2 separate regions of the Homo sapiens genome follow, and region 2 is linked to region 1. A link is an interaction called in ENCODE POLR2A ChIA-PET data of the cell type or tissue named here. Cell type or tissue: OCI-LY7. All regions are shown on one strand. Links, peaks and the distances in the headings refer to the core of each region. The heading gives the core; the rest is flanking DNA.

Region 1 (5,797 bases), core at 1,306-3,805:
CCCGAATAGCTGGGATTACAGGCGCCTGCCGCCATGCCTCACTAATTTTTTGTATTTTTAGTAGAGACGCGGTTTCACTATGTTGGCCAGGCTGGTCTCAAATGCCTGACCTCATGATTCACCCGCCTCTCAGCCTCCCAAAGTGATGGGATTACAGGCCTGAGCCACCACGCCCGTCCAGATCATAGCCTTTTAATTAGCAAGAATTTGAAGTTTTTTTTAACTTTTGCATAGGCTGGGGGAGATGGGTAGAGAGAATCCATCTCTAGTTCTTTACCAGGGCTAAACCTGCATGTTTTACATTTTAATTCACAGCAGTAGTTTTTAGCTTCTTAGTCTTTTCAGTTATTTGGTAACTACTTATTGATTCTAATAAGTGCAAAACACTGCAGGTCTGATTATGAGAGGCACAAAGCTCTATTCTTAAGTAGTGGTTGACAATCTTGCTAAGGAGATAAGTCTTGAACATCTGCATTTCCAATCCAGGGCAGTGAAACAAGGCTGGGAGAGACTTTCAGACACGTGTTAACAGCAGAAGTGAAACAGAATGATTAGCAACTGATTTGTGTTCTTTCTCCCATACGTCTTTGGAAGCCACCTGTGGTGGCAACGGCTGTTAGGCCCCTCAGCAAGCCTCTAGCAAGACCTGTAGCACTGCAATGTCCAAGTACACTGCATTTTGAATATTTGAAGAAATGGTGTCTGGGCCATAACCAGGTTGGCCTTCTTTTCCGCAGGCATTGCCTCTGGGGAGCTCTGCACAGGGCCCCACACTAGCTCTTAAGTCCAGAGGCAGAAGAGTGATAAAGGATGAATGTTTTGCAAAAACCCGTACAGGTCAGCGCTCTTGTCAAAACCTGAATTCACAGAGGCTTGGGTATTTATGCCAAAAAGAAAAATCTGTGAATAAATACATGTACATGGTTTCAAAACAGTGTTTTAAAAATTCATCTTATTCAGGGGTTGTAGATACTAGGCATGACTCCGATTTTTAGGAAAAAACAATGATACATAAAGGTAAAGGAGACAGTTTCATTACTGGCTAGAGAATATGAGATGGCAAATAGTAAATTATGTATGACTTCCACATTTATCTCAAGTGAAAAGCATAAATGTGTCCTAATACTTCATTTCCATTTTTGCTTTTTTTAAAAAAAAACTTACTGATCTCCAAATGAAAGAAAATATATTTTATTAAAAGAACTGCCTATTCTAATATTACTTTACGTGCAAATTCCACTCAAGTCTTCAGCCAAGTTTTCATAAATTACGTAGAGAGAAATTAAGCAAAATTATGCTGACTACCCATTCTCCTGAAAATCCCAGGATTCTTAGTTGTCAGGAAACATATGATTCTTGTATTAACAATGTGGGTAAACCTGGTCAAGGTTCCTTTTGGCCTTGAACTTTACTGCCAGCCTATAGATGGCAGCAAACTTACACACCATTGCCAGAGTCTAACCTTTCCATTGCTACTTCCAATTACTCTTTCCTACTAGTGTTTTTATTATATGGACAAGTTATTTATGATTAGAAGTATTAAGTAATTCATATATGAATATCATAGCTTTACCAGAATACAATTCCAGAACACACTAGAAAATTGAGGGAAAACAAAAGTAAAATGAAAATAATCAGGAATAAGATTGGCAAAAAGTTGATATTCTCATAGTCAAAACTTGTTTTTGGATTTAGTGTTATTGAGTAGAAATTAAAATGGCCTTTTAATCAGGCCATTTGACATAATAACGTTCTTTAGTATTGTTTAAGTTGAACGATGGTGCCCTATTGCATAGTTTAATCATGTGTACTGCCAGTAAAGATTTTCTCTTGAAGTAAGTAAGCTAGAGTTGTTACATTTATAAGAAAACATATCCAATATGCCTAAAATAATAGGTAGCAATGACCAATTAGCAATGATAATAAGTTTTCATGTGAAGGAATCATCACCGAATGTTCTATTGCCATGGTCTTACTATCTGTTGCCCTTTCTGGAATATCATTACCACTTAAGAGAGATTTGATTCCATTTATTGATAGTGAGGCCATATAAACCTTTTGATATCAGTTGTATTCTATCCATCATTAGCTGAGAATGGATTTTTTTTTCACAGAGAATAATAGGAGATAATGAAGATAAAACCAGTTACTAAAACTAGGGTTCAGTGATCATCAGCACATTAATATTTGCATTTTAGGCCCCAAGGAACTGTTTAGAGGACATCTGCCTTATTAGCCCGGCTTCACGAGCCATAAAGGATTTTGTTTTGCATGATTCATTGTTCAACAAAATGTCATAGGAACCAGACCCATTTGCCTTCTAAAGCCACCTGTCTTCTGGCAGAAACAGGTGTGCAGTCTCCTGGAAGAAACAGGTAACATTCTCACTGTAAAGCAGCACTGACCAAAGAAAGGCCACAAGAGAAATATGCTTACAAGGGAGAAGCTGAGACCATGACAGCTTGGCCATTAGTGTGCAAGTATTGGATATGAGAGAGACACCTCTTTGTGTTAGCATCTGTTGAGGCTAAGAATTGGAGCTGGTTAGATATTAACCTCCTAAACTGGTATTTTGGAGTGATTATTTATTAGATAATAATCACCATATTTTTGTTACATCCAATTGCAGGTCTGTCACATATTTATTTATGTGACTTTTTACTTAGGTAGTGATATGGTTTGGCTCTGTGTCTTCACCCAAATCTCATGTCGAATTGTAATCCCCATGTATCCCCCATGCTGTTCTCATGTTAGTGAGTTCTCACAAGATCTGATGATTTAAAAGTGTGACACGTCCCCCCTCCTCTGGCTCTCTCTCCTGAAGCCTTGTGAAGAAGGTGCTTGCTCCTCCTTCCTCTTTCACCATGATTATAAGTTTCCTGAGGCCTCATCAGGCATGTAGAACTGTGAGTCAATTAAACCTCTTTTCTTTATAAATTACCCAGTCTCAGGTAGTTCTTTATAGCAATGTGAAAACGGACTAACACAGGTAGACTTTAAATGAACTCAGTGATCTCATCCACCTCCTTACCCAGCTCTGCTCTGTTTTTATCAATGCAAGAATATCAGGGAAATCATAGAGGGGATGTATTACATATATTTTTTCTAAGACACATAAAAACAGGCACATGATTTAACATTTAAAAATGTTTCTGTGTTTAAACAAAGTTTCTGGCACACTACATGTACTTGATAAATGTTGGCTATTGTTATTATAATTACTTTTTGATCTATATAAATCTGATGGATAATCTACAGTCAATTAGAACAGAGTCATTGCTAAAATGTTGCTAAGTACTATGAAAATTGCAGCAGCTTAATTCTTCCATAATATTTACTGAAATTTTGGAATGGGTACAGGGTTTACTTATGCATCATATGCACCAGAATCTGCACAAAGCCCTTCACATATGATGTTATATCATCAAAGAAGCAATGCTATAAAATAGAGCTAATCACATGCATTTGTCGGATGGGAACACTGAGAGTAGAATTCATTTGTATAAAGCCACAGAGATGGAAGGTAAAGTGTTTTGGAAAGGGATCACAAACTCAGAAGCCTCTAGGCACCAAGAATGTGGCACATCAGTAGCTAAGAGCAGGGAGGTGATAGTGCTTGGTGATGTTAGGTAAAGTATTGAGGAGTGCTGGAGCCTCTGGTGAACTGCAGGGTATATATCCATAGTAAGAATTTCTCCTGCCATCAGTTCCAGAAATGTTGACTCAGTTCTTAGATCATTTTTCAACAGAAGAGGGCAATGCAGCTGAGCACGGTGGCTCGTGCCTGTAATCCCAGCACTTTGGGAGGCTGAGGAGGGCGGATCATTAGGTCAGGAGTTCGAGACCAGCCTGCCCAATATGGTGAAACCCCGTCTCTCCTAAAAATACAAAAATCAGCCGGGTGTGGTGGTGTGCACTTGTAGTCCCAGCTATTTGGGACGGGGGTTGCTGAGGCAGGAGAATCACTCGAACCCAGGAGGCGGAGGTTGCAGCGAGCCGAGATCGCGCCACTGCACTCCAGCCTGGGAGACAGAGCAAGACTCCGTCTCCAAAAAAAAAAAAAAAAAAAAAAAAGTGCCCAATGCAGATTTTTTTTTTCTGTGCAGTCTTCTTAGTTTTATTTTTGGCAACTGATTGGAATGTGGGCAAATAAAAAGCTCATCTAATGGTCATAAGCTACAGATTTTCAACTTCCGCCTCAGAGGGAGCTTCTGACCCACTTCCATTTCCAAAGTAAAAGAGATGCTAACATGGACACATTTGGTCTACTTTACTAAATAAAGACTGAACCTTCCTTTAAAGAGCAAAAGTAATATAAGTTTGGATTATGATAATTACACACACACACACACACACACACACACACACACAGACTTTTTTGAGTCCTCTTTCTTTGTCTTGTTTTGTTCCTTGAGTTATTTTTCTTTTCTTATTCACTCATGTTTCTGAAACAGTGATACAAGTCATAACTTGTCTCAGTCTAGAATTTAGACATTATGTGGGCCAATAAGTGATGAACAACTTCCTGAGGCTTATACATATAATGCAGTATGAAAAATTTGGGCTAGAACACCAAAAATCATTTTTTTTTCTTTTAAATAGAAAGCACGTTTCTTGTATTAACTTCTGGTTTTTTTAAATATAAAATGAAAACTTTGAGTTTATCATGCCCATACATTTATATGGGCATCACTGAACAGGACTGGGGAATAACTGCAGAGCCTCATTGATATGGTTTGGCTCTGTGTCCCCACTCAATTCTCATGTAGAACTATAATCCCCACATATCAGGGGAGGGGCCTGGTGGCAGTGATTATATCTTGGGGGCAAATTTCCCCCTTGCTGTTCTCATGATAGTGAGTGAGTTCTCATGAGATCTGGTGGTTTAAAGCTGTGTGGCACTTTGCCCTTCACTTGTCTCGCTCCCCTGCTCCACCATGGGAAGATGTACCTTGCTTTCACCACACCTTTCGCCATGATTGTAAGTTTCTGCCACGATTGTAAATTTCCTGGGGAGTCAGCCATGCAGAACTGTAAGTAAATTAAACTTATTTTCTTTATCAATTACCCAGTCTCTGGTATTTCTTTACAGCAGTGTGAAAACAGACTACTACACTCATTTTCAGAACCTGCTAGTTGCTTGGCTGATTTTGGAAAAAGGGTCATGTAGTCAGGGTGTAAGTCATGGCCATTAAGAACATGATTGTTTCTGTTGATGCCATGGTTGATTTTGACAATGCCAAAGATCCACCCACAAATTTCAATCAATCTTTGAAGACTATGGCTAGAGGGATTGGTGAAGGGCCACCCACAAAAGACCTTTTGCTTATTTCAAATTTGACTTCTCACAATACATATTGAGTCTAGTGATTATATGTAGGGTGATCATTCACCACTGCTTTACAATCCTTTTAGGATGTACTTTCCTCAAAGGATTCTGTATTTGAAAGTTCTTGTCAACCAAACAAATTATATATAAGAAAAACATTAAGTCACCCTCTAATATTACATTAATAAAATACAAAAACAACTGAGTGTACAATAAAAGCAGTAACTTCCAAATGATGTTAAATTGCCTTGTTTAATTATATATTTGATACTTAGATATACTGTGCTGTTTTACTTTCTAATTAGTAGCATATGTTTTCCTTAATAACTTGAATGTTCTGGAGGCTGTTATTATCAATATCTAGACATCCAGAGACCTCAGAATAAGAACAATGTTCTGTGATCTATGATTTAGGAATTTAATTCTTTATCACTCATTTGTCCTCATAAATATTTCTGGATACCTTTC
Region 2 (5,797 bases), core at 2,108-4,607, 180 kb before region 1:
CTGTCACCCAGGCTGGAGTTCAGTGGCGCGATCTTGGCTCACTGCAAGCTCCACCTCCCGGATTCAAGCCATTCTCCTGCCTCAGACTGCTGAGTAGCTGGTACTACAGGCACCTGCCACCACACCCAGCTAATTTTTTTGTATTTTTAGTAGAGACGGGGTTTCACCGTGTTAGCCAGGATGGTCTCGATTTCCTGACCTCGTGATCCACCCATCCCGGCCTCCCAAAGTACTGGGATTACAAGCGTGAGCCACCATGCCCAGCCCACATTTCTTTCTAAAAAGCTTTTTCTTCCTCGAAATTGAAGGGGAAAAGAGCTGGAGTTTTGGCTTGCGTGCATGTGTATATATGCAGTATGCACTTATTTTATCACTTGAGTATAACATACATCTAGAAAAATCAAACAAATCATGAATATACAGCTCAACAGATTATGACAAAGTAAACACATCTGGATAACCACCATCCAAGTTTGCACCAACCCAGTAGAAAGTTATCAGTACCTAAGAGGCCCTTCATGCCCCTACATAATCACTAGTCCCTCTATCTCCCCTACAGGTCATTAATATCTTAATTTGTAGCACCCTATATGGTATTTGCCTGGATTCAAGCTGTATATAAACTGGGTTCGCATATAATACACATTATATTGTTTTGGCAATTTTTACTCACATTATAATTGTGATTTTTTTTTTTTTAAGATGGAGTTTTCACTCTAGTCATCCAGGCTGGAGTGCAGTGGTGCGATCTTGGCTTACTGCAACCTCTAACTCCCAGGTTCAAGCGATTCTCCTGCCTCAGCCTCCTGAGTAGCTGGGATTACAGGTGCATACCACCACACCTGGCCAATTTTTGTATTTTTAGTAGAGTTCGGGTTTCATCATGTTGGTCAGGCTGGTCTCAAACTCCTGACCTCAAGTGATTTGCCTGCCTCAGCCTCCCAAAGTGCTGGGATAACAGGTGTAGCCACTGCACCAGCCTAATTATGAGAGTATCTTAAATTTATTGCCATCTAGTCTTCCTTTGTATCATTTTTTCATTCTAATGCTGATGGACATTTGAGTTCTTACCACGTTTTAGCTATTTTATATAATGGCCAATGAACACTCTGGCACCTGCTTTTTGGTAAACATGTGGTCATACCTCATTTGAGAATATGACTAAATAAAATCAGATGTATGTTCAACCTCAGTAGACACTTTCAAACTTTTCCAAACTGGAAGTGCTGATTTCCTGTTTCATTAGCCATATGTGGAAGTTTCCACATGCTTGTCTACATTCAGTGTTGCTAGTCATTTTTATTTTCACCATTCCAGTGAATGTGTAAGGATATTGTATTGGTGATTTTAAACTTCATTTACCTGATAACTAAGTTAAACATCTTTTGGTATTAACTGGATGAGTATCTTGTTTTTTGGATCTTATGTTTTAGTGTCTTGCCCTTTCTTTAAATTGCATTATTCATTTTTACACGTTTGTTTCTTATATATCCTTGATATAAGCCCTATTTTGGTTTCAGTGTTGCAAACTATCTTTTTCTTGTCTGAGGCTTGCCTATTCACAGTCTTAATGGTACCTTTTGTTGTATGGAAGTTCTTAATTTCAACATAAGCTAATTTATCAATTATTTTCATCAATGTTAGCTTTTTGGAACCTGTGTAAAAAATTTTCCCCTACCTAAGCAAGATAGTCTTCTGTTATCACCTAGAGGTCTTATTGTTTTACTTTTTACCATTAGATCTGTGATTCACTGAAGCTGATTTTTGTGTCCTTTGCAATGGGGTTGTGAAATGTAATTTTTTTCTCATATGGATATTCAACTAGCCAGCACTATACACCATTCATTGCAAAACAGTTCTTTCCCATTGCTCTGTAGTGCTAATTTTTGCGTATATCACTTGTCTGCATATGGAGGGACTGTTTTTTATACATGTCTATCCTTATATCGTACCACATTGTTTTAATTAGTTATCTTTACAAGTTTTACTATCCAATAGAATGAATCCTAACACTTGATTCTTCTAAAAAATTGTCTTGTCTATTTTTACCCCTCTGCATTTCCATATAAAGACATTTATATATTATGGAAACTTTCAAGCATATGCAAAAGTAGAAACACAGGGTAATGATGCCTCATGTACACATCAACTTCTTTCAGCATTTATGAACTTCGTACATAAATCCACTTTGTCTGGCTACAGTGGCTTTGTGTACAAATCTAATATAGGTATGTCAATTAGGTAATAGTACTGTACTAATGATAATTTCCCAAGTGTGATCATTGTTCCATGTTTTCATGAAAAATAAACAATGACTTATTTTGAGATAAGGGAAATTATTTCTGCAATGTACTACAAACTTTTGTACCAGTTTCAGAAAAAATATAAACAGGAAGAGAGGAAAAGCAAGAGAGAATGAACAAATACTTAAACTAATGTACTATAAGTTTGCACTTGGAGAATCCAGGTGAATAGTATATAGGAAAGGAAAAAGTTGAACTTTTCTTCTAAGATCCAGGAAAAGACAAGGATGCCTATTTTCACCATGTCAATTCAACATAATATTGGAAGGCTTAGCCTGAGCAATTAGGCAAGAGAAAGAAATAAAAAGCATGCAAATTAGAAAGGAAAATGTCAAGCTGTCTCTGTTTGCAGACATGTGATCTTACATACAGAAAACCCTAAATGCTCCACCAAAAAACTGTTAACATTAATAAACAAGTTCAGGAAAGTTGCAAGATACAAACTCAAGACACAAACATCAGTAGTGTTTCTATAAACAAACAGTGAAGTATCTGAAAAAGTAATTTAGAAAATAATTCCATTGATAATAGCTACAAAAAATACATAAGCTACCTAGGACAAATTGGACCAAGAGGTGAAAAATCTCTACAGTAAAAACTAGAAAACACTGAAAAATAATTAAGAAAAAAAAATCTATTTCATTTGTGTCCTGTTTTCATGGATTAGAAGAAATAATATTCTATGTTCATGAATTGAAAGAAACAAGACTGTTTAAATGTTTTTCTAACCAAAGCAATTTACAGATTCAATGCAATCCCTAGCAAAATACCAATGACATTCTTCACAGAAGTAGAAAAGAGAAACCTAAAATTCATATAGAATCTCAAAAGGCCCTGAATAGCCAAAGCAATCTTGAGCAAAAGGAACAAAGCTGGACGTATCACACTGCCTGACTTCAAAATACACTACAAAGCTATAGTAACTAAAACAGCATGGTACTGGCATAAAAACAGACCAGTGGAACAGAATAGAGAGCCCAGAAATAAATTCACACATCTATGGCCAATTGACTTTTGACAAAAATGCAAAAATACACATTGAGGAAAGATCAATTTATTCAATAAATTATGCTAGGAAAACTGAATATCCACTTATAGAAGAATAAAATTAGACTCTTATCTCCCAGCAGATACACAAATAAATGCAAAAATGAGTTAAAGATTTAATGTAAGACCAAAACCTATGATATCACTGGAATAAAACATAGGGAAAATGCTTCATGACATTGACCTATGCACAGATTTTTTTGAAAAGACCTCAAAAATACAGGCAACAAAAGTAAACATAGACAAATTGGATTACATCAAATTAAGAAGCTTCTGCACAGCAAGAAAACAATAAAGTGACGATACATCCAACATAATGGGAGGAAATATTTGCAAACTATAGATCTGCCCAAAGGTTAATATCCAGAATACATAAGGAGCACAAGCAACTCATTATCAAAAAACCCCACAAATAATCCAATTTAAAAATAGGCAAAAGATCTAAATAGACATTTCTCAAAAAGTGACATACAAATGGCCAAAAAGTATATGAAAAAAATCACTGACATCAGGAAAATGCAAATCAAAACTACAATGAGATATCACCTCATTCCAGTTAGAATGGCTATTATAAAAAAAAAAGATGGAAAAAAGCAAATGTTGCAAAGATGTGAGGAAAAGGAAACACTTATACACTGTTGGTGGGAATGTAAATTAGTATAGTCATTATGGAAAATAGTATAGAGGTTCCTCAAATAATAAAAAATAAAACTACCATGTGATCCAGCAATCTTATTGCTGAGTATTTACCCAAAGAAAATGAAACCAGTACGTCAGAAAGATATCTGCACTCTCATGTTTATTGTAGCACTATTCACCATAGCCAACATATGCAATCAACCTAAGTCTTTATCAACAGATGAATGGATAACAACAGGATAATATATATACACAACTACTATTTAGCCATAAAAAGAATGAAATTCTGTCATTTGCAACAGCCTGTATGAACCTAGAGAATATTATAAGTGAAATAAGCCAGAAATAGAAACAAATATCACATAATCTTACTCATATGCAGAATCTGGTAAAACACTCCTCAGCAAATGCAAAAGAATGGAAATCGTGACAGTCTCTCAGACTGTCTCAGACACTTTCCTAAAATTTTTGTATGGACTTGTCCAGTCGGTCCAAGGTGTTAATCAATGTACAATAGGATGTGTTAGCAATTACACAGACTACATCTTGGCCTGCAAAGAGGAAGTCTAAGTCCATTCTATTATTCATAACAACCCTGGCCAGTGAAGTAAAGCTGACCTGAATGCCTTTCAGAGATAAGGTGATCTTACTGATAACTCCATATAAGGTCAAGCACAAACTTTGTGCCGTCTTTTCAATGGGCATAACTCCCATAATTAAAAAAAAATTGGCCAAAGAGCATGAATACATGGACACTCTAATTAAATTTCGATATAAAACATTTTTAAAACATCAACTTGTTGACAGCTATTCCACCATTGTTTATACAAGAACAGGATTTTTTGCTTGTGTCTAACATAAAAAGTACACATTTGGGTAAATACATTCATATTGATATCATTTTACTTATATGTAATTAACCTGGAAAGGTTGAACTTCTCTTTTGATTTTTCTAGCTCTTCTCATATTGTTGGTTTGATGAGCAGGACAGCCCTTGCAATGATGTTGAGTAAATTAAAAACATGAAAAATGTCAAACTTACCTAATTATTTCTACCCTTCTCATTTTTTAAAGTGAATGAGTTTATTTTTGGCATTGCCCAGGAACAACCTGGGAAACCCCAAAGATAGGTGAGGTGCAAATGATATTCTGTTACTGTGAATTTGGAGGCTGAATTTGAAAACTGTAATATCAAATAGAATTGTCAAAGCAGAAAAAGCATGAACATAAGTTCGAGGCATATAAAGGCAAAAAGTTTGAAGTAATATTCAAACATAGAACCAAGTGGCAAAGATTTTTAGGATCCTTTGCTTTTTCAAGAGTGACTTCTCAAAAAAAAAATCAGGAATATGCACAAAAGTCACAAAAATTTAAGGTCTCATGGTATAAAATATTTCTTATCCAGACAAAACACAAAGAAGACACAGATTAAAAAAAAAAACTATTTTAACGGAAAATAAACCAAATTATAGTTTTACCCCTTTTTATACAACCAACGTAACATTTTTTTCTGTAGTAAGCCAGGTCTTCATCTTATAAACAAAGCCATAAACACTGAAACAACTCTGTAAAAATTTCACACAGTTTAATGCTTTCAAACTCATTATTTGCAAGTATTTTACACCAAAGTAAATAAACATCATAACTCTTCAAACCTTCTACAACTTAACTATGCTGTTTACTATCTTCTTTTCACCTTCTGCCACAAAAAGGCAATTTTACTTAAGACGTAATTAATCTCTTTGTTTCTCAAAAAAAAAAGTGAGGAAAAACATATCCATTTTTTATTCACATATTGTTTTACAACT

What was found. ChIA-PET counts read pairs that join two places held together with the same protein. Peaks named below come from ENCODE experiments on the same cell type or tissue, not always from the same donor. Only the 100,000 strongest peaks of a DNase experiment are listed, where the experiment ranks them.
Region 2: POLR2A ChIA-PET joins it to region 1 with 5 read pairs; 2 of 35 experiments call an interaction of 5 or more read pairs at or near these places.

What each region holds. Positions count from the first base shown.
Region 1 is chr14:87,062,045-87,067,841 of GRCh38, reverse strand. No RefSeq gene overlaps it. Among named protein-coding and RNA genes, the nearest start is that of LINC01148, 160 kb to the right of the region's middle. In OCI-LY7, for the core only: a CTCF peak has its summit at 1,426 (motif pointing right); DNase peaks (open chromatin) are centred at 1,421, 2,301 and 2,851; H3K4me3 peaks cover 1,586 bases; H3K27ac peaks cover 2,447 bases.
Region 2 is chr14:87,244,444-87,250,240 of GRCh38, reverse strand. No RefSeq gene overlaps it. Among named protein-coding and RNA genes, the nearest start is that of LINC01148, 340 kb to the right of the region's middle. In OCI-LY7, for the core only: no CTCF peak of the experiment used is centred there; no DNase peak of the experiment used is centred there.